Linked DNA regions of Mus musculus: region 1 is linked to region 2. A link is a loop called in an ENCODE intact Hi-C map of the cell type or tissue named here. Cell type or tissue: gastrocnemius. All regions are shown on one strand. Links, peaks and the distances in the headings refer to the core of each region. The heading gives the core; the rest is flanking DNA. Region 1 overlaps Rora (RAR-related orphan receptor alpha). Region 2 overlaps Rora (RAR-related orphan receptor alpha).

Region 1 (16,386 bases), core at 3,673-11,672, 67 kb after region 2:
GGTGCTCTTAGATGGCAAGTTCCTCAACAGCTGGAGGGCAGGATGGTGATTATTAATGATAAAATTAGAGTCAAGAGAGGCTCAGGATGCCTGGCCTGCAGCTGCTTGCTGTGTGGTGTGGTGATGCAGGGACCCAGGTCAGCAGTGAAGTGTCACTATCAGCGCTGCTTCTGCTATCCACCTTGTCATGTTCTCGAGCCACCTGATACAGAGGGAGCAGGGCCATCTCCCCAGCCTTCTCCTTGTCCTCACTGGCTTTGTCAACAAGTGTTTTGGAAGGGCCCTCATCCTTGCAGCTTGCTCAAGCCCTTCACAGCCAGGTGTCCTGCTGCTTTCAAAAAGGATGAGAACAACTTACCAGACAACTGTGGCCATGGCAAAGCAGCAGCGAGAAAGGAGCAGGCATCCATGGAGCAGAATCTCCACACTGCTGAGATCCGAGGTAAACCTGTGGTCTCTGCACGCTCCAGTGGGGTTGACTGTTTCTTGCAGACCAGGCCATGATGGTTTGGTTTACTACCATAAGGCCTCAGGAGCAACATCAGGGAAAATGTCACTCAGCTCCAGATGCACCTGTGCCCTTTGTCACACACTACAGGACAGGAGCTTAGGGATATCAGTCACCTCTTTGTGGCCCATGTCTTAGGGCAAGACATGTTTGTTTTGGAAACCAGGATGTGTGGCCGGAGCAGTGCTTGCTGACTGCCAGGGCTTGGGACCTTTCTCCTTCCAGCAGAAGAAACACCAGAGGAAACCCATCACAGTTATCCGGGCCTGATGGCTAGCAGCGAGGGCGCTTGCCTCTCTCTGGCCACACCCACGACACTATCTCTGCAGTGAGGAGTTCACCAGGATGCACTTGAATGGCTGTGTTCTTGTGTTTTTTCAGGGGGATTCTTTGATACTCTGTAATATTGACAATACACGAATGATAAAATCTCCCCACAGATAGTTCAGCTAATTGCTCCTTCTAGGTAAAGGATGGCCCCATTTCTGGGTCTGTCTGATCATGACTTTTCATTTTCTGCCATAAATGAACCTAATTTGCAAATGAAAAATTTCAGCGAAGCATCAGTTGCCTGCAAGGGAATTAAGGCTGGAACCTTTGGAAGGGCTCAGCCGAACACACAATCACATTTTAAACAAAAGACTTATGATCTTAATTCACGGTTAAAGTAACAATTGCTCTCAAATAGTACTTAGTATTTGAAAGGCTCAGGCAGTCCGATAATAGTGATCAAGAGCAGTTAAACTTGCTCCGAGCTAAGAAAAACAAAAACAAATAGTGTTTGTCAAAACATGCATAGTGTATCCCGTCTGTAGGGCAAAGTTTTGCTCAGATTACCCCCTCATGTTCCTGTTTAGTGTCAAGGGGGAAAAGCAATTCTTGCCTGGGTCCAGTCTGTGAGGCTGGGGAGCTGAGTTCTAGTCCTTGGCCCAGCTATTGAGCTGTTTAAGTCATATCAAAATGTAAAGGCTGTGTGTGTTTCGTTCAGGAACCTAAATCATTGAGGCGGGTAGTGAACCCGCTGCTAGGATTTATTAAATAAAAAATATTACAACAGAAAGTGTTGGACCAAAGAAGCCAATCTCAGAGCACAAGGGAAGTGTGTCTTGTGCATTCACAGAGTGCTTTCAGTGTTTGTCTTTGCTTTTCAGGGAACTGTCTGGGTCCACTATACATCACTGAGTTAGCTTGGCCAAGAATCCTAACTGGAGGTGGTTATGCAACCTGGCAATACTTAGGGTCACATTCCAGCAGAAGGGACCGCATATTAATCCATTCTGAATTTCAAAAACTTGAGCACTTCACAAAATGAATAAGAAAAAAAATCCTTGAAATGATAAATTATGTTTCCAGTGTTACCTTCTATTTAGAGATAATAGTTACCAGCGCCCCTCCCTTTGTTGTTTGTCGGGAATACTTCTGACCTGGTGACTCATTTGTCTGAAGCAAATCTTCATTTTACTCGTGAGTGAATAGTTGTCCCTGACATAAGCTTGGTAACTCCTCATTCCTCTACAGAGGGCGGCTGTGATCACTTCCAGCTTCTAGCTACTTGGCAAGTATAGGCTTGTCCTCTTTGCCTGATCACCTACCACTCTTCCCAATCCGCTTTCCAGGATCAAAATAATAGATCAGTCTCTCCTTTTAAACATGAGGTTTTGACCACAGCATGCCTGCATTTCACTTTCTTGGTGATCTGAAAATCAATTAGGTATCAGTCGCTGCCCAGGAGGGGAGGGCCTGGCTCGACACAAATAATGACCTGCACTGAGTGAGAGCTGGCCTAGAAGAACCTACAAAGCATCATGGCTTCCTAGCATACTGGGGAGAGCTCTGCCAAGGCAGGGCTAGGCTTTAAGTTTGAAGGGCCATCTAGAGACAGACATTCCGGGACAAAGAAAAGAATCATGTGTAGTGTGGCTTGGATATAGGATGTTGGTAGAAGGCAAGATCAAAGAAGCAACAGTTTAGCACCACGGGTCATGGAAGACAAGTCCCTGTACTGTTTGAGGTTGTGAGAAAGTGCTTCGTGTACTTCAGGAACTTCATATTCCACTGCATTTAGTGTGACTGTGGGAATCTGCTGCATATTCAAATCCAAGTCCTAATGAGCTGATTTAGAAAATAGCTCCCTGCTATTTCAAAGAGGTCTCGCTCATAGGCCAGTCTCATCAGGGAGTTGGCAAGGGCTTAGCACAGAGCCACAGTTCTAGGAACCAGGTACTCAGGCTAACCTTGTTCTTGCCGTCACCCAAGCCCTGCCCTGGGCCACCTCTACATGGCTGGCTATCTTTTGTGGACTCTGTACATAAACAGACAGGACTTTCCCCAAGGGTGTCTGCCTCACAGCTCAAACTCCATTCCAAAGGGAAAAGAAAATGAAGGAAAGGGGAAACAGGAAAAAATGGGGAAGACTGTTTAGATAGGGTAGATTTAAGTTTTATTCTTAAGTTTTATTTTGTGGAGAAGGCTTTGCAAGAACATGTGTTGGGTGAATTCTCCTGTAACATGCTTGTTCAATTACTATACACTTAGAGAGGAAACCACAGACCAAGAAGTAAGTTCTGGAAATTTAAGTCAGTCATGGATTAAGTTCCTCAGGTAAGCCTGTGTGTCATATGTCCCCAATGTACATTTATCCTACATTTATTCTACTGGGATGGGCCAAGACCTGACTATAATGACTGTGCATACTAGAGGCTGTGGTTTTTTTTTTTATGATTGTACAAGCTCTTTGGCTGAGTACAATGCAGATGGCCTTCCCTCTACCCAAGGTTGAGTTTCCCTATCTCTGGACTATGGGGGTCATAACCTTTCTCACAAGGACATTGTTGGGACAGAAAATTTAATCTATTTTGTAAAGAAAAAATAGATGCACAGTATTAAAATATGCAAGTCTAAAATAGCTGCCAGCACTGTTTGGCTCTCTTTGCCGAAATTTCACTATGCCTATAAGAAAGACTCAGCATTTTCTTGTGGACTGTGAGTTGTTGCCATCAAATGAGCTTGTCAGTCTCTGGTAAAGAACAAAATGTCCTTGGATTTACCCTGTGCCACATTGGCATGTATACTTATACTAAAGCACCCAATATGGAATATAACCAAGGGCAAGTTCTCCCAAGTGGGTATGAATCTCCATAAGGGACACTGGTATACATAGCCATTCCTCAGAGCCACAGAAAGCCTTCTGAGAGTCATCCCTTATTGCTCTGCTATAGCCTGTCCCATAGGAGAATGGGCCCTGGAAGGCTGCTGACCCCACAGGACCTCATTTGCCTGATGTGAGAAACCTCAGCTCAATCATTCCCAGGAAGAGCCAAGCTCTTACTGGTCTTCCTCCTCTGACTTCTGAACAAATGTGGACGTTTCCCCCTGTGGTCCTTAAGCTATCACCATCCGTCCTACATCTCTTGGTGGTTCTAATAGACACAACACCGGGAGGTTGCTTGGGAGATGACTCAAGCCAATAATGTGCTTGCTGCACAAGCATGGGGGCCTGAGTTGAGAATTCTCAGCTACTACAAAGAGCCTGTGCTGTGTCCTCTATCTCTGAATCCGACCCTGGGAATGCAGAGACAGGTAGGTCCCTGGAGATCACTGGCCAGTCAGTCCTGCTGATTATGAGGTTTAAATTCAGTGGGTGATTCAGGTTTAAAAATAGAGAACAATAGGGAAAAACACCATGCATCAAGCTCTAGACATATGCATACTCACACGTGCATGCACACACTTGCACACACACACAAGCTAGCACAAGCAATGATCCTAATCCTTCGGTATGTATTTTATGATTCTGAGGCCCAAGTATTCAATGGGAAGGATGGGCCAGACTGGTGGTTTTTCTGACTTTTGGAAACTAGTATGTATCCCAAGGCTCATGGGACCTTGTTGAGGACACCTGTGAGCTTCATTCAGAGGCGAGGGTGGGGGTGGGGCTCAGCCTTGCTTCTCTGATCTCAGACATGCATGTTTCTGTGTTAGCTGTTTTGCCTTTAGGATACCATACAAGATTTGCTTAAAGACAGGAATTTGCCATTTAAAAGAAAAGTGTTTAAAATCTAGGTGATGAGCTTTAAATTTTTGTATACTTGACTAGCATTTGTTCCATCTGTTTTATGCCCTTCTTTGTGAAATTGGGGCTTGAATTTGTCACCCAGCCAATCCTTCAATCTGGGTTGATGTTTACAAAGTATCTTTATATAGGTGGCCATTGGCCATATTTAATGTGATCTCTTTTACAATGCAGTCTTTGTATTGCTGTCTTATATACAGCTTCACTTAAAATAATTGGTACCGGGAGAGGATGGCTCAGTGCATAGGAGTCTTTGCTGCTCCTCCAGATAACCTGAGTTCAGTGACGAGAGCCTACCTTGTGTGGCTAACGATCCTTCATAAGTCCAACTCCAGGACATCTGACACCCTCTTTTGGACCCTGTGGGGACCCACATGCATGTGGCAAACATACACATGCATAAAAATAAGTCTTTAAAATTATTAGGGTATGTTACTGAAGGCTCTTCCATTCTATGATATGAGGCTTTAAAAAAGGTGTTCAAATTGTCTTAATAAATTGCTTGTCAAGCTTGCTTTTGGTAAACACATTGCTATCACAATTACTAAATTGCTTCAGCATCTACCTGCTATGCCTGGCAACCTCTCAAGATAGTAACCAGCTCCCAGCGGCTCAGTTACCTGCTTCTTTAGGCCTAGGAGATGACATTCTGGGGCCTTGACCTGGCTATTTATCACTTTTCTGGCTGGTTCCCTTGAGAAGTGCTGGTGCTCTGAATCCAAGATGGTGTCTGTGGCCCCTGACCCATCATGTGGAAGGGAACACAGTCACAGGAAAGGTATTGTGTCTCCTTGAGTTTTAAGAAAAACCCCAAAGACGGAAGAGAGTGCTGTTTTTCTGTGTTTGCTCTCTTCACCCTTTGGGGGAAACTGAGTATTGTGACCTTAGTCACGTGAAATACGAGGGGTCAGCCAGTCCGACTAGAGTAACTCAGGAGCATAGGAGAATGCCAGGATCATGATGCGGATTGCTGAGGGCAGACACAGGCAGGGACAGGAAAGTGTGTCAGAGGTCAGGGTGTGAATAAGAAGTCTGGGAGAGAGAATGTTGTGTGATTTACCCATGCACTACCCTGGACTCCTCAGGGTTCATTTAAAGAGGGGAGCCCATAAGAGCTGCCATTCTCCTCACCGATTCTCTTGGCACCCTGCTTCTAAGCGTCAGATGGAATCTGTTGACTGAAGAGGAATGAGGTTTTGATTGTGGTTAGTCCTCAACATTTTTTTTTTTTTTAGCAGTGCCAACAACACCCAGGGCAGTTTATAACATTTTAATTTCCTCACAAGTGATCCTCATTTCAATTTGCAACATGTAAGCCTATCCGATGGTAGAGAGTCAGATAATAGGGGAGGTTGTTTACATGAAATCTCATAGAAGACACGCCCAGCAATCGTTTTCATTCATAGTTTCTCTATTGCTTTTGGCAGCAATAATGTAGTGTTTCTGTGTTTCATTTTTATGGAGTGTTATGGGACATAGTCTTTGTAGGTTTAGATTTCAGAGGAGCGTATCTGATTTATACTTGATCAAGCAGTGTTTGCCAAGTAATCTTTGCTGAAAGACAGCTGCTTAGGCTGAAAGGAGGAACCTTCTATAAAAAGTATAAGAACATGCTCTAGGGTTGCATGGGAATTCATGGGGTCTCAGAAATGCAGGGCACAGAGAATTCCACACTCTGAACATTTTCTGGGTTTGACATAAGTTCCTTTTTTTTTTCATATTTGACAATGTCCTAAGCCTCATAAGCGAGTCTTATATTTGCTAATGACCATGATTCTTATAATTAGCTTTTTTTCTATAGGGGATGGTCACATAAAGGTAAACAATATGGTGACTATATCTTTGTTGTATCCATGGAAATCATCATTGATGATTTATTAAGAATCCTTTCTCCTGATCTCCAAACAGTACATTGTGCTGGCCCATGTTCCTTGAAGAATATATATGCTTTTCTTATCAGATAAATCAGCTTTAGTTTTGTTTATATTTTGGTTTCTTCAACTGTTTTGACAGTGGCATTGGCCTCTTAAGACATTAAAGTTAGAGTTATTTTCAAAACTAGTGTTCAGGGGTCAAAGAGACAAGTCAGTGGTTAAAAGTGGGGCTCCTCCAGCACCCAAGTTGGGGTGCCTCACAACCACCTGAACTCCAGGAGACCTAATGCCCTCTTCTGACCTTCATAGGCATCCGAACTCACATGGTCACACCTACACATAAACAAAAATAAATCTTAAAAAGTAGTTTTTGAGAGGGTTTCAGACATAGTTCTGTGGCTCTGCAGAACTAGGTAATCTGTTAAAGTAGTCAGACTGAAGACACCCCAGGTGGGATAAGATATCCCGCTGTCATAATGCCCTTATCACTGAGGACCCTCGAGTCTGTTGGTAGAGCCATACAGTGGAGGAGTGCTTCTGGGAAGTGGAGTCTTTGTGCACCTGGCCCCAGAATGCACCGGGCTTCTTTCATTAGTCCGGCTCCCGCAGTTGCGGTGCAGCAGTGACTGCTGGCCGCCCGTTTTTGATGGCAATTTGGCAGAGAGTCAAACTTTGGCCCCGAAGCAGAGGTGGCACAATTAGGCAGCTGAGAAGCATTCTCTCAACACACACTTTTAATTGATTTCAGCTTGTTTCAGTTTGCAAAGACAGAGCTGTTACACGCAGCGCAGCGGCCTTCTTTCGAGGGGCTTATTTTTACTTTCCCTTTATTCAGCAGCGCTAATTCAACAGCACCAGAAGCGACAATAATGGCAGAGCGCTGAAGAGAGCATCTTTGGCATGGCTTGGATGCAAAAAGTATTATTAAGAACTAATGAGTAGGATAGTTAGATGTTAACCAGAAAAGCATCAATGAGCAGAAGAGCGAACGAGCGATCGAGCGAACATTCTGGGGCAAACATCTGCCTCTGAAGCAGATGTTACCTTGTAAGTTTACAGAAGGAAAGGCAGCGTAAGTGTAAGCTGGTGGTTTTAGGTATGGCAGGGACAGGGAGATAATCACGGGGCCTTCTTGTTCTTCTTGAACTCACAGATGACTGTGGATAGAGGTATGGGCTTTAAATAGGAAAGGTATCAAGCAAGGATGAGGTGACATCAGTGGCAGCTGTGGTGGATTGTGACCTGAGACTGTCAGCAACTAACTGTGTTCTCCCCTGCTTTATCTAGAGCCCAGACATCTCTTCAGCACACAAGGTTACAGCTGCTATAACCTTGTCCAATGAGAGGTTAAGACCTGTGACCCGTTCAGCCCCAGCCCAAAATTACCTAACCTACTGCTGACTTGTAGAACAGCTTGGTTTATGCAGATGATAATGAGCCAGTGGCCACACATTTTCTCGTTACACAGTAAGTCAATTGTTTTGTTTTGTTTGTTTGTTTTCCAGCTTTCAGTCCTTGATCCAAAAATCACCAACTAGTAGGATTTTTCAAGACTACCTTGCAATCTGGGATGTATTTTAAGATTCCTCAAAGGACACCAGATTAGCAACTGTGTTACTTTTGTTTAGTTCTACTGAACAAACCTGAAGAGAAAAGGAAGCCCTGGGACCCTTTAGTCTGTCCCAATGCCTTCAAGAAGAAGTTGGAAAATATGAGGGCCCAGGGATGGAGAGATGACTCAGGCAATAAAGTACTGGCCATGCAAGTGTGAGCACACACATCAATAAGATGGGCGAGCCACTTGTAAGCCCAGCACTGGGGAGGCAGAAACAGGGGCATCCCTGGGGCTCAATGGCCGGGCAGTCTTGCCTAATCTGTGAGTTCCAGGTTCAGTGAAAGACTGTTTTAAAGGTAGCTAGTGGATAGTGACTGAGAAAGACAAGCAAGCTGACCTCTGGCCTCTGCACACATACAAGCACCTATGTATGTGTATGTGCGTGTGCATGTATATGTGTACCTACATGCACACATGCACCTGCTTACCTGTTCCCCCAAAGAAAAATATAAAGTTCTTTGTTTGGCGTACTTCATCAAGATGAAGGAGTGAGCCACTAACCAAGGTAGACTTCCTAGTTAAGCTCTCTCCCTCTTCCCTCATTTCAGAGCAAAACCCTCAATAGCCTTCTGTTTCCTCCTGAAGGTCAAGGAGGCGTCAGCCTTTCAATGGAAAGAAGTCCAGTGGAGAAGAGGATGGGGCCAGCCTCCCTGATGCTCTGATACTTAGACATGGGGCTTTGGAGTGGAGTAAATTCCAGCCACCAAGCCATGTGACTAAAGTTTGCCATTGCATGGCACATGTATTTGTACCCGAATGATCATTGGTATGGTGACAGGGAACCTTTTGCCACTCTCCTTTGGAAAGCTATGTTCTCCATCAACATGTAACCGAGATTCCCCAGCACCCTGCCTATCTTTGGAGGATGGACTGCAGAGATAAGCTAGCCATGCAATCCATAATCTCGAGCTTGCAGTTATGTGTTTGGCTCTCGATGGATCTGCCCTCTACCACAAAGAAAGGTCTTTGAAACATTTCAGGGAGAATCTCTTGGCCAATGACAACCTTTCATTGAGATTTTTCATTACATATTTTGGGGGCTCCATAGGCTATTGTATGGAAACATTTCAGCAGAGGACCCCAAGGATGACCTGTGAATACATGCCGCAGAGAGACGACTTTAACTTTGTGTCAGATTGTCCACTTGTAGATGTGAAGTTTCCCTTTCCTCTGTGTGTATGTGTGTTTACATACACACACGGATATGCATGCAAGTGTGCATTGTGTGTGTGTGTGTGTGTGTGTGTGTGTGTGATTTTCTCTCATCTGGAAAGAGGGCAGATCTGGAGATCATTTCGCAGACTCGGGGGTCAGTTTATGCATAGTCCATAGTCCTTAGGAGCATTCATTCCATCCTAGAGAAAGCAGGGGCGCCTCCAAGAGCAAAACATTCTCGGCGTCTTCCTTCTGCTGTTTGCAACACTGACTCACATTTCTTGAAGGAGGTTCGGCATCTGCTGTGTGGTTCTCAGTGTGACACAAGTGGGCTTCGCTTCCCTCCCAGGGAAAGTGTGCCCCTGCCTCACCTGTTGAGGGCAGGTGAGGTGAACAGAGCTTGTGTGTGTTGAGGAGCCTGGGGAGGAACCATCCTGGTGGCTCTCTCAGTGGAGCAGAGTCAGCTGTGCTTGTCCCCGCTTCACCTGCCTGATGGTGACACAGAAGTGAGGTTGGAAAGGTTGTGCTGTGCCTTGAAATCTCATAATGACATAAATGAGCCATTCAGTGCCCGTGGAAGGAGCTATAGAGAGAATTCTCAAATAACAACAACAGCAACAACAAGCCACTTTTCTCTAGTACGGACTTTACCAGTGTTGTTGCTGGTTCCCACCCCTGTCATGCCCCGACTCTGTCATCATGTTGACCCTCCAAGGCACACTTTACTAATGGGGACCAGAACTTTGTGGGGACTTGGCAGATTTCTAAAGTCCCACTTCTGGTAGATGATAGAACCAGACTTTAACCAAGATCTGCCTTTCTCCCAAGCCTGTGTTCTTTCCATACTGCACAGTCTGCTCCCCTGGCCCTGCCACTTTGTGCTTCCCCAACACGAAACTTCAGGCACCTTCTGGAACAAGCTGTTTGGTTTCTCGCTCATGTGGCTTTCTTCTTTCTTGCATAACCAACTCGCATGATCAGCACATGTACACACAGAGAGATAAACATAGTTAGGAGTGCTGTAAGGAAGTCAACGGTGGGACTGTAGACCAGAGTGGCATTGATGGGATGGATAACCGGTGCTTCAGAAGCCGGTACGGTCTGGAACCCCCGAGCTGGCCTAGAAACGGCTTGCTAACAGAAGACATCTGCGCCTCTCTACTTTACAAGCACCGTGACAATCTCCACAAGCCACAAGGTCTGAGGAACTGTAACATTTATGGCTCCCTGGCCATAAATTCATGCGGAGCCCATGAAAATGCGGCCCCATGGGGTTATGGCAGAGATGCAGAACTGCAAACATCTGCACATGGGCAGTAAAGCTAACCTCTGGTGCGCGGCCCTCCACTGTTGCCGACATATATTAACATTAGTGACAATTGAATGTGATTATCTGGGATGCCATTTTATCTGCCAGCTGCAGACTTATGGCTCCTAAAGATCCCATTCCTCCCTTTCCTCATATGTTGTTTTTATGTGACTCAAATTGTATGCAGGAATTCATGATTACTGGGGGCTTCCCTCTTACTTCTTAGTGGATGCAGGCTATGTATAAATTTCCAGTACTTAAATTGATTGTAGCTTTTAGATGAAATAGGCCCCTCAAAAGTCTGTGAAGCAGCTGCGCAAATGGCAAAGCATTCATTGTTTTATGTCTGAAGACCCCACCAAGAGCCTGGGGGAAAAGAATGTATTTTGACACTGGTGGGCAGGGCTTGGGGCCAGCAAGTTTGTGAATTCATTTTTATGTTAGTTGTTTGGAGTTTGTGATTAATATGTCACATTGTCAAGGTTTAAATCTCTGATATTTCTTTTCGATTATTCAAGTTGGTTTTATGAAGTTTTTCTGGGCTGGAGAGTCAATTCTTTAGGCTTTGCGACTTATGTAATTTCCATAGCAATTACTGACTACCATCATTGTAGAGAGAAAACAGTGTAGGCAATCTATAAGCAAATGAAGCAAATTTCATGGCTTCATTGAAATAAAATTTTATTTATAAAAATAGGCAGCATGATATTATTTGTTGAACCTTGCCTCAAACACATGCAGATATGTCCAGTTATTGGGAAATTTAGGAAGACTTTAGAACTTTTAGGAATGAACCCGCATCTCATTCCAGTTGACAATATCCAAAGTTGCAAAACACCAATTTTAAGTTAATATAAATTGTAGTCTTTAGTCTAGCATAAGCCTGCTTAACGTTTGCTTGCTTTTAGTTCGTCCAATGCATAGAGCGCTCCAGTCATAGGGATTTGACAGAGTGTAAGTGTTCAGAGGGAATGGGGCTGAGAGACATCAGTCTTGTAGTGTGTTTCATTGAGTTCCTTTCATACAGCTTGTGTGTGGTGTTTGCGCATGCTTGTATGGGAGTGTGCACATGTGCTTGTGGGTTTGCGTGTATGTGTGCCTGTGCGTGTGGACGCCAAAGATCAACGTTGGTTTTCACATTATTTTTTAAAAGAGTTATTACTATTGCTATTGGTATTGTTTTAAGTTTGATGATTTTCACTGTGTATGTTTGCATGAGTGCAATGTCTGTGGATACCAGAAGAGATCAGAAGGCATTGGGATCCCTGGACCTGGAGTGGGTTCAGGCCCTTTGGAAGATCAGCAAGTGCCCTTAACCACTGCGCTGTCTCTCCACCTGGCACTGCTTGTGTGGCAGGAATGTCCTCCACTGAGCCTTTCCCCTGCCTTTATGAAGTCTTGCTTAAGACTGTGGGTTGGCATGAGCTTTTGCTCTCAGATAAGTAGAATTTCAGACTGGGTTGAACTCCTCAGGCGTCTGAGAGCAAACGTTTAGACTCACAGGTCCTCTTGAGACATCGTCCTGCATCCTCAGGCTGATGTTTTGCTTGACTCTGAGAGTGTGCCGAGGTCGGATTTTGCAAATATTTGCTGGATGATAGCTTCCAAATGGCAAAAAGGTTTCTAGTGTTGCAGTTTGAAAAAAGATTACAGAGATCTGTGAGCAAAGTAACTATTACAGTGCTGGGGCTGCTTTTCGACTGTTGTGGAGCAATATTTTATGGTCCTTCATCAGTCTGAGAGACTACCAAATCCATATTGCACTAGAGCCAGGGACTGACACCAACCCAGACCTGGGCTAGCAGCCTGGGCACACGACACCTAGAGAATTTCTTCTGATCCCTACTTGGCCACACGGAGATGATCCCATCTTGTAATTTCAAGTGCACTTCTATGGGTAGCAACTACTGACAACTGTAAGTTAAGCCAAGCAAACTCTTCTCTTCTATGCCTTCATCTTAGCAGATAAGTGACTCAGAAGACGAGATAAGAGAAAATCTGGGAGGGAAGAGCAAAGCTCCACCACCCTTGTAGCTCTTTGTGGGACTTTTTCCTATGGTCAGAATCAAATGGTTTGGATGGCTCATTGCCTCATTAGAGCAGAGCAGAGGGCAAATGGGGTGATAGCTTCCTTGGGTCAGTTGTTCTTGGTGTGGTACTCAACATTGCAGCATGAGCATCACCACAAAGCGTCTCAGAAATGGGGATGTTGTGGCTGGAGGAGGGCTCAGAGCACCACCTGATCTTCCTGAGAACTCATGCTTGATTCCCAGCATTCCTGTTAGCTCACAACTGCCTGCAACTCCAGGTCCAGGGATCTGATGCCTTCTTCTAGCCTGTGTACACATTATATACACATGGTGTACAAACATGCATGGAAGCAAAATACTAATAAAACAAAATAAAAGTGGATAAATCTCTTTAAAATGTTAAAAGAAATAAATGGGAACTTCCAGGAGCTGAAGTCAAACTGCAGACTGAGGGTCCAGAATCCCCATTTGAGCTAGGGATCTGTCCTAACCAGACCTGCACTTCATTGTACATAACCAGTTTGAGTCCACCACCACCACCACCACCCAACCAGATCTCTTTTCCAGGGGTGAGGCCCATTCCCGCCATCCTTGGAGCCTGGAACCAGCAGCAGGTGAGGCCGGGCAGGATAGGGTGTAGTCTCCAGAATAGTTCTGTGGCCTCTCCCAGCAGGGAGCAGTATCTTGAAGGATAACAGTGGCAGTGGCTGAACAATAGAGTGATCTAGAGAGGAAGGCTCCACCCTAGGTAATCTCCTTAGTGGCAGCAAGGTCAAGGTCTGGCTTAGCCTGCTTCAGGCTAGGGGATGTTACAAATATTCCATGCAGATGACACCATTATGTCTTGATGTAAAAAGGTTAGACACACCCGAACCATTATTTTCTTTAAATGATGATGGATATTGAGGACGAATTAGAATGGAAGGTGTGCCCACCATCAGACTGCTGGCTAGAGGGTAGGGATTAGCTCTTTGATTAGCAGGCCAGCTCTCTACTAGCCACAGTACCCCCTGAGCACTTGGTAAGAAGGTAGAGTGTGGACCAAGTTTTGTAGGCTGTAGTCTGATGAGTCATAGAAAGGCTTGTGATGGTGGTCTTTCCTCTTTCCCTGAACAGCCTTTCCAGGGGTCCCAACAACTTCCCAAGGAACTTCTTTTAAATGAAAGGCTCCTCTGCAAATGCCTAAGAGCTCATTAGTAAGAGAGGAGAGGGAGGAGGAGGGGAAGGAGAGGGAGGAGGAAGGAGAGGGGGATGGGGGGGGGAGAGTGGACCTCTTATCACGTGGTCATGGGAATTAAAGGTTAATATTTTGGGTCACTTGGGGATGATGCAGCTAAGTCTGGAGAGGGAAACATACACACATACATGCACACATGCACAGGCACGTGCATACACAGCATAAACAGATTGTGAAGACTCGTGGCAGAAAACAAACAACACGGAGAAAATCAAAGAAGATGGGTGGAACAGAAAGGGCCTGCATTTTGAATAGGTGGTATGGATTCCAGAATGATCTGTTTCCTAAACACTTTTGGTAAAGTGGTGTACACAGTGACAGAGCCGAACAGCTGCCTCGCTGACTTGGTGAATTGCTCTGTTTCAGAACTCATAGCTCCCTCTCCTCCAGGCATCTGTTACTGAGAACACTCGAAGGTTCTGCCAAGAGATCTCAAACTGGCAATGGGAGGCTTGGAATTTAGAAAATTGGGGGAGGCGCATGTGCATGCACATCCCCACACACATAGATGCTCCTTACCTCCTGAGAAGACTGAGGGCATCCTGGGGAGAGAGGCGGAGATTTCCCCTTGTTTATATACCTCTCATAAAGGTCACATAACTCAGCACTATCCCTTTAATTTTTATTTTATTTATATGTATGCAAGTGTATCTGTGTATGTGTGTACACATATGTATATGTTTAGATGTGCATGGAGCCTGTAAGAAGGTATTGGGTCCCCTGCATCTGGAGTTACAAGTCACACAAGTGGAGTCATCAGTTGCAAGCCACTGGATGTGTTGGGAACTGGACACCAGTCCTCTGTAAGAGTACTCTTAACCACTGAGCTATCCCTCCAACTTATATTTTGTTTTTAATCATTAATTTATTTCCTGTGTGTGGTGGGTGCTCTTGGCAATCATGTGGCAGAGGACCGCTTGCTGTAGACATTTCTCTCCTTCCACCTTGTGGCTCCCAAGGATCCAAGTCAGGCCATCAGTTTGGCAGCAAAGTACCTTTACCCACTGAACCATCTTGCAAGTCCAACTCCAGCTCTTTTGATTATTCTCAGGTTCCAGAGAAACTTCAGCAAGACAGTAGCTTGCTTTTCCCAGAGACACAATGAAATTGTATCTGGATTGTGTGCGGTCTACACTTAGGTTCTTCCATGATGTGACTGAGTGACTGTCCAAGTATGGTTAGTGGAGTCCACAGGAGGCTTGTGCTATTCCAAAGGACCAAGCAAAGGCTAAATAGACCAGAACACTCTAGAATCGAGAGAGGAAATGATGTTGGCCTTCACTGTGAGGCTTGGCAGAGATCCCAAGTGAGGAGAATGGCTTATGTGGCCAGTGTGGCATAACGATGCCTTGCCTTTGCCTCTTGCTTGCTCTCTCCATCCTCTTGGCTGTGAGGGAATGGCTCCTGTAGGAGGAAGCTGCCTCTTACTCTCATCCTAAATGATACCTGGCCTTACTCCTTATTAGTGAAAGAAAGGAGAAAACAAAGCAAGGCTCCCCAAAGGTCTGTGCCTGAAATGGCTCGCTTTAGACTTCTAGTGCCTTCCATTTTCCCTTATATGGTTGTACACGATCAACCAGAGAGGCCTCTGTTTTCTCCTGTGTGTGTGGTGGGGGTGGGGTGGGGCGGGGATAGTAATTTTCATCTTCCCCGTGGCTAAGTGTAGGAAGAATCATTTATTTGTGGGCATGCCTTCAGGGGTGTAGCTCACATTCACTTAGCCCTTGCAGCTTGGGCAGAACATCATGGAGGGGGGCATGTGTTGAAACACTACTTACCTCATGGTTCCATGACCAGGGGATGAGGTACAGAAAGCAAGACAGAAAATAGTCAGGGATAATACACACACCTAGGGTTTAACCCCCTTTGGGACTTAATTCCCTAGGTAGATTACATTTCCCAACATAGAACCACTGTTTGGGGACTAAGTATTCAAAACCTGAACCAGTGATGGGGAATCATACACAGTCACAGCACTGGCTTCTGCTTGTCTCACACGAAGGGACTTTGTTTTCTTGGGGGAAAGTAACTCCCATCTAGGGAGCTGTATGGGGGGGGGGTGAGAGGAGGTGTGATCTAAGGGGGTTATTTCTTCCTTCCTAATCCCGCCCCCCCGCCCCGACCCAGCACTAGAGAATGATAGAATCCTCCTCAGATGAGCAAACACCACAACAGCTGGTGGTAGTCTCAGTGTAGGTGAGGTTATTTGACTGTTTAAAACTGGGCTTTTCTGAACTAAAGGAGTTTATAAAACATGGTGGGCTTTGACCATAGTTTTGCAGCCTCCAATTTGGAATGATTCACCCCGTTCCAGTAAGCCAGTGAGCCTGGACACCTTTGGAAGGGAGTACTGCCTGGTGTCCCAACAACGGGAAGGAAGATGCCAATCCATCCTTTTGTCGGATACCTATTAGAACCCGGGATTTGCTGTTTAAGGCGGCTCATCTCCTGCTTTGGATTCTGCCTGGAATCTTAATAGCACGGTCACTGTGATGGTGGCTGGTAGGGTCCATCCACTGAGATATTCTCTCAGGGTGGGAAAGGGAAGCCATGTCTCCCTTAGGGATGTGACCCGGCCAGCAGGTC
Region 2 (16,386 bases), core at 2,948-10,947:
GAGCTCCCATTTTAAAAATAGGAAAAGCTTCTGACTTTGTTTGCTGTGTTTCTTCTCCCTGTACTGAGCATCCTCCCACTGGCCAGACTGCGCATTCTTACATCATTCCAGTCGGAGGCCTTCAAGGACTGAAGGCAGCTCAGTGTATAGAGAGAGTGGTTTCAGAGCACAGCCTCGGGCTGCGGGAAGGTTTTACTGCTTAGGTTCTGTAACCTTAGAGAAGTTACTTAATCTTTCTGGGATATATATATATATATATATACACACACACATATGTGTATATATATATATATATATACACACACATATATATATATATATTATCTGTGAGTTAATTAAAAAAACCTATAAACTACAGAGAATAATTGTGGGATTCAATGAGATCTCTTCAGATGCCTCATTAATCTTTATAACACATTAATGCAAATGTTACCTGTAACTTCAGTGTTGGTCCTGAACAGTGACAAAGAACGGGTTGCTTCCAGGTTTGACAGGATAATGCACCCTGACCTTCTGCTTGCTGAGATCTACTTCTCTCCATAGCCCTGTTTCCTTTCTGTTTAGAGAACCTCCAGGGTTCTCCAGGGTGGGGGGAGACTCCACATCTCTCACCTGTTTTGCCTATTAGAATTTGAATGGGTATTTATTTGAGGTAAAGTTTCAAACCACTCTCGTGGCATCAGTCTGCAGTAAAGGCCCAGGATGGAAGAAGGAGTTTAATAAAGGACCGGACTATATTAAAGCACAGCCGCTATAAAGCCATTGAAATACTCCTGAGACAGAGGGGAACCAAGGATTCACACAGCCACTTTTGAACCGTGAAGAAGATGGGACTGTCATTCTAGCAAGAAATCACCCCAACAGATGACAGTGAGAGCCGCATCCACAATCAGATTTCAATTGGTAGCATTTTCCTGGCTGAGAGTCGAGGAAGGCTGCCTTGTGCGGCTCAGTGCCTGGCATGGTACTGACACGGGAAGCTACTCCCTTGGCAGAAGCGGCAGGAAGGGGAGAGGAATAGGAACTATTATTCTGACAACGCATGAGTGTCACATTGCACATTGACAGCAGTTTATTTATTTATTTATTATTTATTTTTTGAGCTTGAGAAGAAGGAGTAGAGAGGACCCGGATTCTCAGAGGGTGTGGAGACATTTTGGGGTGTTGGGTAGGGGTGTTCAGTGTGGGATGACATAGGCAAGGTTCCACATCTGTCTTTACGAGGACCCTCTGCTCTTCATGGGCAGCCCAGTTTTCTTTGTTTGAGTTGACACATAATAGCAGTGGATGTTCTTGGGTGTTGTATTTTCCCGTGTGTGAGCAGTAAATAGCTAGGCTTGCTTTGGTGTTGATTGGCACGTGGGATTTGGGAAGAGGGGCTTCTTGGAAAGGGTTCTCTAGTTACTTAGCCCAGCTGTCAATTTCCATTCTATCTCCATATTGCTTCTAATTTTCTAAACATCATTCTTTATGCTTCTAGATTTCCTTAGCTTTTAATGGAGGGGCACTCTATTGCATCTACAGACCTACTACAGAAAGAATTGTTCCTCTAGCCTTTACTGATCTGGAATAAACAAGAACCATGACGTCTGAGTTGGAACAAGGAGGTGTAGCTCTCACTTCTCTGGAGGGGAAGGCTTGGTAGAGCCAATTCGTACAGACTCATGGGACTTACATAAGGACAATGGAAGCCTGTGGGGATTTAATAGCATTCTGCATGATAGCCTAGTTAGAACCCACTCCTCGCCTTTTCCCTGAGCAGGGCCTCCTTAAGTCAGGCATGCTCTTTAGTGTTGTGTAAATCTTGTCAAGACAGTGACAGCTGATTATTTAGGAAAACAGGAACTTGTCTTGCCCTTCAGTTCTGTGACCTCTCCACCCTCAACCTCCCAGTTGATCTGATGTGTAGCATGTTATCCCATCTGAGTGGTGCCCATATCCCATGATGCTGATCCCTAAGGGGTTGAGGATACAGGAAGAGAATGGATGTCAGTGGTGGCTCTGAAGGGCCTAGGAAACCTCATCATTGTGTCAGGGAAAGCAACAACTCACACATAGTTCAGATGGCTTTCTCCATATGTTTGTGATATGAGAAAGGTCATGGATCCTGCCCAGGCTGGCCTTTAGACCTCAGTGGATGAAATCTCCAATAGGAAAGTGTTCCAGCATTGACTGGGGGTCTTGTGCTGCCTCACCATTGATTGAGAACACTCACGGGTTAGTTTGAATCATAGCCCTAACGCCCCACTTTCCTGTTGCACTATCCTGGGCAAGTCATTGTATCTCAGCTGAACCTCAGTTTCTCCATAGGAGTCATGGAAATAAAATCCCCCCTGGGGAGAAAGAGATGACAGGTGAAATACCCCACGTGGCTCATGGGGTTAGCTGTGGTGGCCAATAAGATGCAGGATGCCTCTGAGATGAGACAGGGATATCAACTCTCCCTGATGAACTATGCAGGCAACCTTTGCCCCAGAGAAAACCAGCAGCCCTGATTCCCTGACCCAGCTATGCAGCTTCTATGTTCAATATCTGCACCTCTTCCACACACACCTGGCCCTCAATATCTAGCCTCTTCCCTTAGCATCCTTCCCCTACCCTCGAAAATAGAAAGTACACCTCTAGAATTATTTTGACTTGAAGATTAGAATCATGTCTGTGGGTGATTGGTTGGTACTCTTTCCTTGCCTCGCCTAACTTTATATATTCTAGAATCTTCTAAGGCCCTTAGATGGAGGGATTTCTGGCTTTTGATATGATGCATTGCCTCTGATTAGGCATAAGATTCTACATTTACCATGATACACAGGTCTAGATGTTATGAGCCCTGACCAATCAGTACCTACTAATATACTAACATTTCTGGCTTCTTTTACCCTTTTGATTTCTGCATCCATCGCCTCCCATGAGACATAGACATGTGCACACAAATAGATAGGCACATAAACTGATAGTTAAATGAAAATATCAGGTAGAATTTCAGTAGTGTCTGGGGCATGGATGGAATTTATTAGCAATGCTGGTTTCCACTGATACTTGCAGCCATGGACCCCGATTTATTTATTCACTGACTGATCATCCAATGTCCGTGGGGTTCCTGTGTGTGAAGAGTTCCTCTGCTGAGCATAGTGTGTGACACATAAAGGGGAAGACCTCTTCTGACCCTATTAAAGGAAGCATGTATCAATTCTGTCTTCTGCCAGATTCCCCAGTGACAGGGGCTGTATTTCAGGTTTTGTAAGTAGCAAGTAGCGGGCATTAAGAAGACCTGTTGCAAACATCCTAAGGGCTGTAGACAGGAGGCCTTGGAAAATGTCTGGAGCGGCCCCTTGAGGTGTTAGCTCTTTCATTACTTCATAACTAAACTCGAGACCATAAAACCTCAGGGCGCTCAGAATGTTTTGCCATGAAAGGAGGCGTCTGGTATAGAAAGCAGGATCTAGAATCCTATTAATTCCTAAACATTGTTAATTGAAGCATCAGGGCAGGGACGTGGAGAGATGGCCGTATGGTGGTTCGCTTACTATGCAAGCGTGAGAACCAGTCAGATCCTCATCACCCAGTTTGGTACCATGTCACCCAGATGTGGCAGTGTGTACCTGTGATCTCAGTGCTAGAGATGGGCAGATCCTTAGAATTCACTGAGCTGCCATTCTGGTCAATCGGTGAGTGCCAAGTTTAGTGAGAGACCAAGTCTCAGAAACTAAGGTGGAGAGTGGAGGGATGGATGGAAGGCCCTTGCTTAGGTCAGCTCTGTTCTCTTTGCCCCCCTCTGAATTCCCCATCTTTTCCTCCAAAGGCGTGTGCTCAGTCTCTCTCCTCAGCACCATGGGTATCATCACCACATCTCTGGGGTTCTGAGCAGTAGTAACAGGGCAAGCACCAGGGTCCCACCGTATTTTTGGCTGTGGCCCTTTAGCCACCGTCTTTCCAAACACTGCATCTAGAAAATGCTGCTTTCCAAGGGAGCTTTGCATTTTTTTTTTCAGAAATACTGAGAAAAGGGAATTTACTTATGGAATCTTAAAGTTCAATAATATGATTTTTACCTTGTGGAGCACAGTTCATCGTTAAAATGATGACAATGGGGAAAGCGTGGGATGGCACATGCACTTGTACCATTGTCAGTCGTCTTCTTTCTCATCTTACATCTAACACCTGATGCTGGACACTCGGCAAGCTAGAATCTATGAACAAGAAACAGCTTTGTCAGAGTGGGCCTCTACAGGCAGGCTTGCATAGCGTTTGAATTACTGTTTGTTGTTTGAGCTAACTTTTGACAGTTCTTGGGTTAGTAATATCTGTAGGTGACATAGTGGTTCGGTGGGATATTGATGGGCATACATATACATATACATATACAATCATTTATTCTTTCCAACAACCTTTTGATAGGAACATGAATTAGCATTACAATTTTATAGACATAGCAACCTTGGTTACATAGTTGGTGATTGGAGAAGGGACTAGTGTGAATCATCTTCACCTTAGAAGCTATTTAATTGCACTATATTTTTAAAATTGTATAGTAATTTGTGTGTGTGTGTGTGTGTGTGTGTGTTTGTGTGTGTGTGTGTGTGTGTGATGTGGCTGACTGTAGAGACCAGAGATTGATGTCAGCTCTTTTCTTCATCTTGTTACCCATCTTATTTTATAAGACAGTGTCCCTCACTAATTTGGCCAGGCTTGTTAGCCAGCAAGCCCCAGGGATGCTTCTGTCTTCATCTCCCCAGCACTGGATGTGTGACCCCACACTTAGGTTTTATGTGGGTGTTGGGGACTTGAACTTAGGTCTTCTTGCTTGCATGGCAAACATTTTACTAAGGCAGTCATTTCCCTAGCTCCTTTAATTGTGCCTTAGATCATTTAAGTGCCTCCATCTTCAGGTTCTTCCAAAATGGAAATTCTCAGTAGATTCACACATCCCTTATCAAAGAAGCACTTCTCAAACACAGTAGGAAACTAAACCTTATGAAGAGTAGCTGATCCCTCTGTATGGATGGCTGCCCAAGCTGGTGGCCCGTGCTCAGTATGTGCTTTGTTGTCTCTACAGTCAGTCACATCACACACACACACACAAACACACACACACACACACACACACAGGCACATTCAGATGCAGCAGTGTCCCAAGAACACACACCACTACCTCCATCGGGCACACAGCCTAGATGAACCAATGCGAGATAGGATGGTATTTTGGAACATGATGTGAAGTTTCCTGATTGGAAATGTTCTTGAACTAAAATATCTTTCGTGACAAGCTTTTTTGTGGTTATAAAAAAAGATCAGCATCTCTCAGGTTACCCGATCTGCTAATTACTTCGAATTCAGATCAGGTATTTGTGGGTGAAATTAGCATGCAATATCCACTGGCTTTTGACAAGGGGCCCTGATGGATTGGGAGACAGGATTGCTGTAAGTGATGAGGAGGAAAGGGAGAGGAGCATTTTCAGGGTGAGGTTTTTATCTTCCAGGTTAAATGGTAGCTTAATGGTTGATGATGTTAAGCCAGAGAGATGGATGAAGAGGGAAAGTGAGCTACCTTCTTAGGAAGCGTCTTGGGGGATGGGGTGGGCGTGGGTTTCATTCAAGGAGCTATGACGTGGGCTAAGTCATCTTTTCCTCTTGTGTGGGAGGATCTGTGAGAGCTGGTTATTTTCCAATTAACAAAGGGTAAGAGATGGTTCCTGAATCAGAGGCCCTGGTTTACCTATTTATAGGTATCGAGCTGTACTCAGCTGTGTCTCTTTGTCTATTTATACATGGTACTCTACACCTGCCGTTTGGTGAGGTCCTAAGATGACTCAGGTAGAATCTGAGGAAAGCTCTTCCTGTGGTGGGCCGTGTTCTTCCCATGGCAGCCTGTTGCAGCGGTCACTGTGAACGTGTGAGTATCGAGTGTCCTTTCCCGTTCCACCCACCTTACTCTATCCCTACCTCTGTCCCCAAATGCTAGAGAATAGAGTATATCCCTTTGTTCTCCAAAGTACACAGTCTTTGGTTGACTTGAAAGCCCTCCCACATGCTCTCTTTCTTGCCACATCAGCAAACTGGGGTCAGAGAGAAGATATTTGTGAAGACCTGGGAGAGGATTGGACGGTAGCAAGTTCACAAGAATTATTTACTCAATCAAAACAGACTACCACCCACAAAGTAGTGAGCTGCATGGCCATGTGGACATAAGGTAGGTTAAAAATAACACGTGCTGCTGCTGCTGGTAGCAGTAGGGCCTGGCAAGATGCCTTGGGAGGCATCAAGCCTGGTAATTGGATTCCTAGGACCCACAGGTGGAAAAAAGATAACTGACTCTTTCCACACTCACGTTGTGGCACATGTGGGTCTCTGTCTCAGCACCCCAAATAAACATCATATAAAAAGGACAGTAACATATCTTTGCCAAGATTAGTTACCTCAGAGGAGGACTACTGCAGATTGCCCAGCCTGCTTCCAAGTCTAGCGAGTGTGGGGCGGGGCTTGCAGACATACTCTGGCCGATCTCCAGCTGACAGGACAAATCAGGAAGGAAGACATGGCTTTGCCCTCCATCTGCAGTAATGGAAAACTCCAGGCTGTCACTCTGGGCACTCTGGGGATCACATCTGTGCAGCTGGAATTGCTCATCCCACACCCTGTGGCCAAAGCTTTGGTCTCTAAGCCTCATATGCGATCATCTCCAGTTGGGAGGCTGGTCATGGCAAACTCTTGAGAAAGGCAATTTGGTAAGTTCTTAACGAGCTGGGTTTCCTTGCTCTCTAGGCCTTGAGATTTGTCTCCGAATGGGAACACGTACCCACTTCAGTTCCCGATGAGCAGCTTTGAGGCTGCTCTACATTCAATGGCTTCTATTGATCTGGTGTAAGGAAGAGATGGCGTGTTGGTTCCCTGTCCATCCCTTCCACCATGCATACATTTATTCATCCATTGATTAGTGCTGGGTGGCAGTCACTAGCCAAGCTGGGGCCAGTTACTTTCCCTATCTCTGTGACAGCATACGTGGGAAAACCAACTTAAGTAAGGAGGGGTTCTATTTGGCTCACAGTCCTCCATGACTGGGGAGTCATGGCGGCAGAAGCACAAGACATCTGTTCTTCCAGACACAGAGAGTAGTGATGGCTGCTCCTCAATCCACTATCATTTGCATTCAGTCTAGAACCCCAGGCCAGGGGATGATGCCGTCTGCATTCAGGGTGAATCTTTCTACCCTGGTTAGTCCACAGGCACCCTCAGAAGTCTGTCTTCCAGGGCATCCTAAATCCTCTCAGGTTGACAATCAGTATTACCTGTCGCTGTAGATGAGAGGCAAAGATCATCAGGTGCCTTTAAAACATGTGCATAAGTGAAGAAGATGGTGAGGCACTGGGGTTCCTATTTGTCTCCCGCCTGTTCCCAGGGCCTGTTGATATCATGTGTGTCTTGCATCTTGCTTATTGAACAACAACAACAACAAACAGTGGCCTGTTACAGGCAGGAATGAGATGCCCTGAGAGTCAGGTACATTGTGCAGCACTTCCTGACAAACATTGTTTTTAGAAATGTTAATGCTGCCGTTTGATTGTAAGGTTACTATACCACTTCGTTTACACAAATAGACACTTAAAACAAAAAGACCTTTCCTTTATAGATAAGGCACAGAGGGGTTAACATACCTCCCCAGTGTCACACAGCTCCATGAGTGCCATGTTCTGCACACAGCTATCTTGGGGCTAACATCCCTGCATGTGTCATGACTTTGTCTATATTCATGCCAGATGGGGCTAATTTTATTGCCTCGTGTTTTTTATATTTCCTTCAATTTCCATTTGGCCAAAGTACTCAGATTTGGCCATTTATTTATGTCCACAAATATGTACTGAGTTCCACATGTCAGGTGCTAACTTAATTAATAATTCTGTTACTGTTCTCATGTAACAATGTGGGATATTTTTTTTTCTTTTGGTTTTCTGGAGCTTGGAAAAGGATAAATGGTGCTCTGCCTTGGAATGCATTGATCATGCGATAGTGAGGTTGATTTAGAGGGAGCTAGAGGCCCTGACAACACCGCCCAGGCTCCTCCGTATGAACTCCCTCAGCCCTCTCACTGTTCCCCATAGAAAATAAAGAACCTTAAGCCGAGTCTTCACTGTACTGTCTTACATGCTGGAACGTTCTTTTATAAAATCAAGTCTTTGGTGCTCCAGAGATGGTGCTACGTAGGGAAAATACTTACCACCGAAGCAGGAGAACATGGGTTCCATACCAGCCAGCACACCTGGAATCCCCACACCAGGAAGCAGAGGCAGAAGGATCCTTGGGCTCATTGGCCAGATACTAACCACGGCAGAATCAGTGAGCTCCAACTCACAGAGAAAACTTTCTCCAAACAATACGGTGGAGAAGTGATCGAAAGGTTACCAGGTACTGACCTCTGGCCTCACACACATACATGTACACACACGAACATGTACACATACACACACAAGCAAATCTTTGACATGGGCTAGTTCTAAGCCACAGGCACATTCTCTTGACAAAGAGATTCAACATTATCCGTAAAATGGGCTGTGTTGAAAAGAAGGCAGATCTAATGGGCCTTCAAGGCCCAAGCCTAGGCCCCCTAGGCCAAATGATGGATTTTAGAATACCACAGCTACACATTTTCCCCCTTCCCAGACTGCATTTACCTCCCAGGATCCTGGGCTTTCAGTTCACTTTTCACTCCCATAGACTCCTGCTGGGCCGTTCTCTGGCTCCATCTCTCTAGTCCCTGGGGGGAGATAATAGAGAGGAGCCATGAGCGTCCACCGAGCTGGCTCTTCCAGGACCTATTTCTGACTCATAGACTGTAGGGGGTGCTGGCCTTGGGGTGGGAGATGGAGGCTTCTTTTTGTTTCTGCCTTTCTGCTTAGAAGGAACCCCTTGGAGAACTCACTGTTCCAAGCAGCTGTCCCAGCGTTCGACCATTTGAAAAAGACAATAAAGCAAACAGACAGAATACTCTAGAATTATCCTCAGAGTGGCAAGAACAGACATCTAAACATCTTTAGTGCATCTCCTCTGCCTGCCCCACCTGCTCGTTTTCCCTTCTATACAACCCAGTGACGAGTAAGGACGGTCCTTTGGCTTTTGAGCATCTCATGGGAGTTTTGTGTTCTCTGGCACGAGTTTCTTCCAGAACAGTCAGGAAGGAGGAGTATGACCATTTGCAGCTGGATCCACATCTGGTGCATCGTTCTGAGAGGTCCACAGTATTATTTGTCCATCAGTTCTGTTTTCCAGGATGCAGAACTTGGGACGTATACATATGCATACCAGGTCCATTCATTCCTGCTCTGGCTTCGTCCAAAGGCCAGGGAGTTGCTTTACCAGGTTTCTGGAGAAGAGAAGGCAATGCAGTTGGGAGGTGACTGAATCCAGTCTCTGGGCCCAGTGACTCTCTGCAGCTGATGTCTCCAAACTCATCCTTCTCTTTGTCAAGTTGCTGCTGGTGATGGGTGAATTAATATTATTGAATCAAGTGGTGAATTTTTCCCCTTCAGAGCTAATGATGATGCTCTCAAGCATGACATGGGAGATTTTTCCCCAGGGGTTTCCATATGAGCTGTGTCTGCTATTCAATAGCCCCAGGATTCTTCCAAAGATCTTCTCCTGACCAGGGTCAGAGTTCCTCTCTTTTTCTCTCCTTTCCTCCTCCCCTGCTTTTTTTTTTTTTTCTTTTTTCTTTTTTTTTTTTTTTTTTTTTTTTTGCTTCCCAGTTTAGAAACTTTTCATGCCTTCTCTTGAGTTGGCTTTGTCTGGTGCTAAGCTTACGCCCAAGGAAGACATATTTCTTCTGACATTGAGAAGTGAGATCTCATGCATCACTAATATGCCCAAAGAAAGACCTCTTGTCCAGACTGATCTCCCTCCCACAGTGCCAGAGGCAGGACCATTATTATGTCCATATCTCAACATGTGTTTTATGTCAGAGCTGACATAGTCAAGGCCGTTCCTATCCAGGACAACAACACACCCCTCAGAGGCACAGATACAATGGATTCTCTGGTCCCAATACTACCTTATGGTTCGTTCTCTCTCTCTCTCTCTCTCTCTCTCTCTCTCTCTCTCTCTCTCTCCCTCCCCCCCTCCCTTCCACCTCGCTCCCTCCTTCTATCCTTCTCCCTCCTTTATTTCTCTTTCTACGACAGAGTCTCATGGAGCCTAGTAGGATCTCAAACTTCTGACCTTCCTGCTTCTGTCTTCTAAATCCTAAGGTTATAAGTCTTTGCCGCCATGCGATACACCATGTTTATGTAGGACTAGAAAGCAAACTCAAAGCTTCTGATGCTAGGCAGGCACTTACAGCTCCACCAGCATCATTCTTTTTCCATTTGAAGAAACACTTCAGAGTGTAGGGCCATGAGGGAGGCTTTATTTCATGGCTACCTTTAATTTATGAGGTAAGGTTTAGTTAATTGAGGCCCGTAGATTTTGTTCTATTCTTAGAAACAAACAGGGCTTGATACATCTGAAAATGGTGGGTCACCTATTATCACCCAGAAACATTGCTTTCTGCTGCAAAGACTCTCCCCAGCCTTCTTGTTCAAAATCTTGGTTGGTATTGGGTGCTACGGCTCATGGTGTCTTAACTATTGAGTTTCCACCAGGGAAACCTGGGTCCCAGAAAATGTATGGATCTGAGAGTCAGAGGAGCTGTCTTGAAGATGAGTAACTGATGGGCGGTCTTGAGCGGGCTTGGTTCATCAGTATTGAATCAGCTTACCTGGTGAGGTGCTGCTTGTGCCAGCCTTTCCCCCATCATCTCTCTTTACATAACATAAATAGAATGCATTAAAGGGAGAATTACCAAGGACTCTAGAATGGTGTCTTGTGGAAGAGCACTTTGGGATGAGCTGTGGATGTTTTGAAAGTTGAATTTGGCCAAGAGAAAGGTGGGGGCAAGTTAATTATACCATGGGAATAGGAGGTGAGGGTGTCTCTGAGGAATATGTAGCGCCTGGGTGACATAGAGATCCACCAGTCAACCAGACACACTTGCTTCATTCCACTGGGCCATATGAGCTCACTGCAGGCAAGAAGTCTAAGTGACTAAGAAGTGGGTTGCTCTTAGAAAATCTGTTTCCTGGGAACGGATCAGTAAGTGCCATTAAGCCCGAGTGATAATGGCTGTGCCCTGCTCTAGACTGGGTCTCTGTGTCACTAACTCCCTTTGCATAATACTGTGCTTATGAGGGTGCTTAAGAACTGCAGAGGGAGCCTGTGCATAGAACCCACAGTCCAGACTGCACAAGGATATACTCATACATGTCGCTATAGTGAAAGGCCATGGAGTTGACAAGCTGGAGGTAACTTCATAGAGTACAGTGCACCCATTCCCATGTGCAAACCAATGAATAAAAATTATGAAGCCAAACCTTTGAGCTGGTGCCCTGTCATTCCTCATTGGAGGTTGAGGTTCTCAGCAAGGCAATAAAGCCCATTATCAGCTGACAGACCCACTGATTCTCTTTGGCCCTGCTAGTGGGTGAGCAACTGCTCTGTGGATGAGAAGCCGGGAAGAAGAAACTGCTGTCTTTTTGGGTGTGTCAAGCTCCAGTCAGCCTGTGCCAGTTGCAACCATGTCTCCTTCCCTGTAATGATTATCAGTGTTCATCTTGCTCACCCGGAGGCTGGGGGAGATCAGAACACCGAAGGATGGGCTTGAGCTGCGGCTCTGAGGTAAAACATTAGCTTTGCAAGTACGAAGACCTGAGTCATATTCTTATAACATGGATAAAGCCATACATGGTAGTATGCATCCATGACCCTACCCCTGCGGCATGATGGGAAGCAGAGATGGGAAAATCCCATGGAGTTCATGAGCCAGATACCCTGACATACTCAGGGGCGAGCAATAGAAGTGCTGGTCCCCAAAATTAGGTGAGAAGTGAATGGATGCTTGAGATTGTCCCCTGACCTCTATAAAGAGACACTGCGGTGGGTGTTTGCTCGTGTTCACATACACAAACACCCATCATGTACACATAACAGATTTCTTAAAGAGATCACTGAAGGGTAAATCACAGTATAAACATATCTGAATAAGAAATGAGTTTCTTACCACATCGCCTGGGTGATGGGAAAGTCCTGGACATGGCTTCGAGACCCAGCTTCTGGAAGCACCTATCCACCCTTCTGGAATCCTCCATCAGGAGCCGCATCCTGAGATTCAGGCCTCCCTTTGAAAGGAGCGTTTTCGGTCTCTTGTGTCTCTTTCTCTGATGTCATCCTTTGTCAGGACATCTTCCTTCCCTCTGGCTGGCTGGCATATTCATGTATCTTCTTCTAGAACCAGAGGGAACCCTCTGCCTCATCTGTCATTATGCCACAGCATGCTTATGTCCCTATAAGTTCTTGGATCTTAAGTCAGTCTTCTAGCTGAACTTAGAACCTGGTATGAACCAATTCTTTAGTAAATACCTATGAGGTTGGTTGAATGGATGTGTAGATAGATGTGGATAAAGCTGTTTCCTTGGTTGGCGTTTCTGCATAAATGAACGGTCAATAAAAAAAAAAAAGGAGGCGGTTGTGTTTCTACTGAGCACCTCAGCGCCTAGAGTGTGCTGTTCAGAACACAAAGGAGGCTGAAAGGAATGCTTGTTGACTGACCGACTGACTGACTGATTGACTGACTGACTGATGCATGAATGAAGCATAATAGGACAATTGTTTTTGTTTTTCCCCCTTTGGGGCTGATTGCCACTGTCTCCTGGACACTTTCTGTCACTTGGAGCTGGCCAGTGATTCAGCACTTTCTCTGATGTAGTTGCTCGGGAGCTGTGAGAGAATGTGAGTTTTACATGTTAATTTCAGGAGGAAACAATAACAAACCTTGTCTTAAATATGAGTTTATAACATAATATTCTGTTATTTTTATTCCTCCTTTATCCTTCTCCTTCAGGGTATTTGGAAAGGGGTGGTGGGGGAGGAGGGTAGAATGCCTCAATTTATTCTCTTTTCATTTTTCATTAGAGAGGAGAGAGGCTGCTGAGCTGTGGTGAGTGAAATAGCTCCGGAGTTTTCACCAGTTCTGTTGATGGATGGCTCTGATGCTCAGATTGCCATGTGTTGGCAGTGAGCCAACCACTAGGGGGCAGAATCCAGAGCCCATGTTTTGTTCAATGTTTTGGTCTCTCATTAAGAGTACTCTGCATACAGTGGGTATTTAATAAATAACTGATGGATTTTAAATAAATGCCTGATACATTTCATCATGAAAGTGGATGTTAGACTCTGGATCTTTTGAAAGAGTATGAATGTATGTATGTATGTATGTATGTATATATTTATGTATGTATGTATGAGTTATGTGCATGCGTGTATCTTAGTGTGTGTATATGTGCACATGTGTGGGTTTATGCAGCTGTGCAAACATCATGAAAGACAGAAGAGGCCATCATGTACCAAGCATCACTCTTCACCTCACTATGGAAGCAGTCTCTCTGTCCCTAGTCACAGAGTTCATATCTCTGCTAAGCTGGAAGCCAAGAAGCCTCGGTAATATTGTCTCTCCCTCCCACTAGCAAGAGTTACCAAATGTAGGCATCCCTGGTTTGTTACATGGGTTCTGGGTCTGAGCTCTGGTCCTAGTGACTGGAGGATTACTACTTTTTAAGCACTGAGCTATCTCTCCAGCCCCATGACTTCACATCTCTGCAGATTCTTGTTCAGTGGGTGGATATGATGGTGTCCAGAAAAGGAAGAATGAAATTCAAAGTGTCACCAGTCACTGGCAAGTCTACTGTGATCCATTTCCAGCTTGGAATTTGGTAACATCACCCTATCAGAATTATATGACACCACAGAGTGCAAAAAGGGTCTGGCATGTGGTGTCCAAATCACATAAACTATCTTCACGTATTATAAAGAAATCATAGACCACAGCTGGGATTAAACTAAAAGGATGTGGGCTGGAGAGATGGCTCAGTGGTTAAGGCTCTTGCTGCTCTTGCAGAGGACCTAGGTTCAGTTCCCAGCACCTACATGGCATTTCACAACCATTTGTAACTCCAGTTCCAGGGGATCTGGTGCCCTCTTCTGGCCTCTGTGAGCACTGCACTCACATGGTGCACACACAGGTAAGAAGGCATGTGTGACCACACACATATTAAAAAGTTACAAATAGACACGAGGTATCTCCAGGTGATACCTGCTGGGAATGGCTAGAGAGTAGCAGCATTTACTCTACTTGATCACTGTCCTGACCTTGTATTCTATTGCTTAGGAACTCAAGTCTTTTCCTCTTCAAAAATTAAAATCTCCACCAATCAGCATACCTCCATTTACCTTAATACAATAAAAAAGGAGAGCAACAGAAGTTGGCCAGAGTGAAGGGATAATTATAGATGTCAACTTACAGGTAGAGAAATGACAGTTTTACTAAAAGCAATGTTTTGTCAGTCCACTGGCTTTACACAGATGTTCAAAGGGAGACATGGCTCTCTGGGTCATGTTAGTTTCCATAAGCAGCAGCGAAGAGGATTAAAAAGAACCCAAATGAGCCCAAATTCTGCCTGAGTTACTGTTTAGCCTAAATGGAAGTTTAGTCATCTCTGCCTCCTTTCAGTGAAAACCTTGAATCTTTAAATAAGTCACATGAAGTTTAAAAATATAAGCAAGAGCCATTTTTTGTGTATTTTGGTCTAGGAGACAGATTTGACTCTAATTTGAAATTGTGTTTCATTAGGAATGCTTTCTCTTGGCTTTGGGTTTAAACGGAGGCTGTTAAACGTAATTGTGTTAGCGTGGGGAGGGGTGAAGGAGGTCATGGAACGCGAACTGAATTGATGAGCCGGTCTTGTTTGTATGCACACATTATCTGCGCGTGTTCGTCTGTGTGCCGACGATGGCTCGACAACGATAATTCCTTTTAAATTACTTGTCCCCTTTTTGAGAAAGGCAATGAATGTAGAGCCTCATAAGGTTAGAAAAGACCAAGTAGGTCGGGCCAGCCAATATGTCCCATGTGACTCTCTCGTAGTTTTATTTTGCTTCTAAGAAACATGGTGGGCTGGCCTTCATCAAGTGTGAGTTGCTGCTACATAGAGCTGTATTGTTGGTTTGTGTGAGGCTTTCAGGAGCTAAGTCCATGTGATACAAAATTAAGTGTCAGGAGAATGTTAGCCCCGCCTCTTCATATATAAAGGTTTTCACTATGTACTTTATTTTTGTGTCTCTTTAAATGCCTGTGTGTTCAGACGCATGTGCACATGTGTGCATGTGAAGGCCATGGGTCTGCCACAGGCTTCCTCAGGAACCATCCACCTTGTTTTTTGAAACAGGGTGCTTCATGGAGCCTGGGACTTGCAAAATGGGCTACGTTTGCTGACCAGTGAGCCACAGGGACCCTTTGCTCTCTGCTTCTCCAGTGTTGGGTTACATGTGCACACCACTACAGCAAAATTCTTACAGGGCTTCTGGGGTCAAAGTCAGGTCCTTATGATTATATGGTAAGCACTCTACCGGCTGATCCATCTCCCTAGCCTGGGTGTGTATGACACTTTTCCAAGTTAGAAAGAACTGCCCTTGGTTCTTATTGGCCTCCTTTGTTTTATTTTTCCTAGGAAGATAAGGACATTCCTCTGGCTAGTCATGGTGGGGCTCAGAGCTTGGCATCTCACCCACTCCAGGTCCTGTTTTTAGACAATCAAGGAAATAAAGATGCCACAACACGGTGAAGCTGGGAAACCTAGCAAGTGCGGAAGACAAGCGTACCTTCCCCTCCATGGATGTGACCTTCTCAAGCCAGCCCTTGGCAAACTGCTGTACAGTCTTTCTCCATGGGGGCATCTTGTTCTTTGTCATCTCTGACAGTGAGAAACAGGTAGTCATTCTTCACGAGTGCTTTCCCTTTTGTTGTGGCTGCCTGGAAGCTCCTGGCTAGCGTCCCCATGAAATCTCAACCGTTATATTAATCATCATGAATTTAGCACCGTTCCTTCCTCTTTTCTTCCACGCTGATTAATGGCATGCCTGTCCTTTCTTGCAAGTTCCCTCAAATTCTCTCTGGGGATCCAATAAGAAAAGCAATAGATGAATAAAACAGAAATGATTTAGAGAGAAAGGTGTGTTAGCAGTGGGTTTAGCTTCTTGTCTGGTAGTAGTGATTGGTAGGGGCTCTTTGGAAGAGAAACTTGTCTGGTAGGATATTTCCAGGAATGGAGAAGGTCTTGGGAGTCTGGGCTTAAGGAATATGGTTGCCATGGAGATGGAGGACCATTGGAGGGTTTGCTAAACACAGACAGTTGTATAATCAGAACCCCTCTCACAGGCTCCACCGATCTTTGTAGCAGGAACTATCTTGGTCAGCCAGAGATTGTTGAACTTCACAGGGAAGCCGGTGGTACAGCCATCTCTTCTGTAGGAGAT

What was found. Hi-C counts contacts between places; a loop is a spot of excess contacts. Peaks named below come from ENCODE experiments on the same cell type or tissue, not always from the same donor. Only the 100,000 strongest peaks of a DNase experiment are listed, where the experiment ranks them.
Region 1: a loop joins it to region 2, with 2.8 times the contacts of the local background. A loop is called at or near these places in 2 of 42 quality-filtered maps.

Annotation. Positions count from the first base shown.
Region 1 is chr9:68,785,109-68,801,494 of GRCm38, forward strand. The region is part of intron 1 of Rora (RAR-related orphan receptor alpha); the gene reads left to right. Among named protein-coding and RNA genes, the nearest start is that of 9530091C08Rik, 28 kb to the left of the region's middle. In gastrocnemius, for the core only: no CTCF peak of the experiment used is centred there; a DNase peak (open chromatin) is centred at 7,076; H3K27ac peaks cover 635 bases.
Region 2 is chr9:68,718,543-68,734,928 of GRCm38, forward strand. All of the region lies in intron 1 of Rora (RAR-related orphan receptor alpha), which reads left to right. Among named protein-coding and RNA genes, the nearest start is that of 9530091C08Rik, 39 kb to the right of the region's middle. In gastrocnemius, for the core only: no CTCF peak of the experiment used is centred there; DNase peaks (open chromatin) are centred at 6,243 and 6,480; H3K27ac peaks cover 3,111 bases.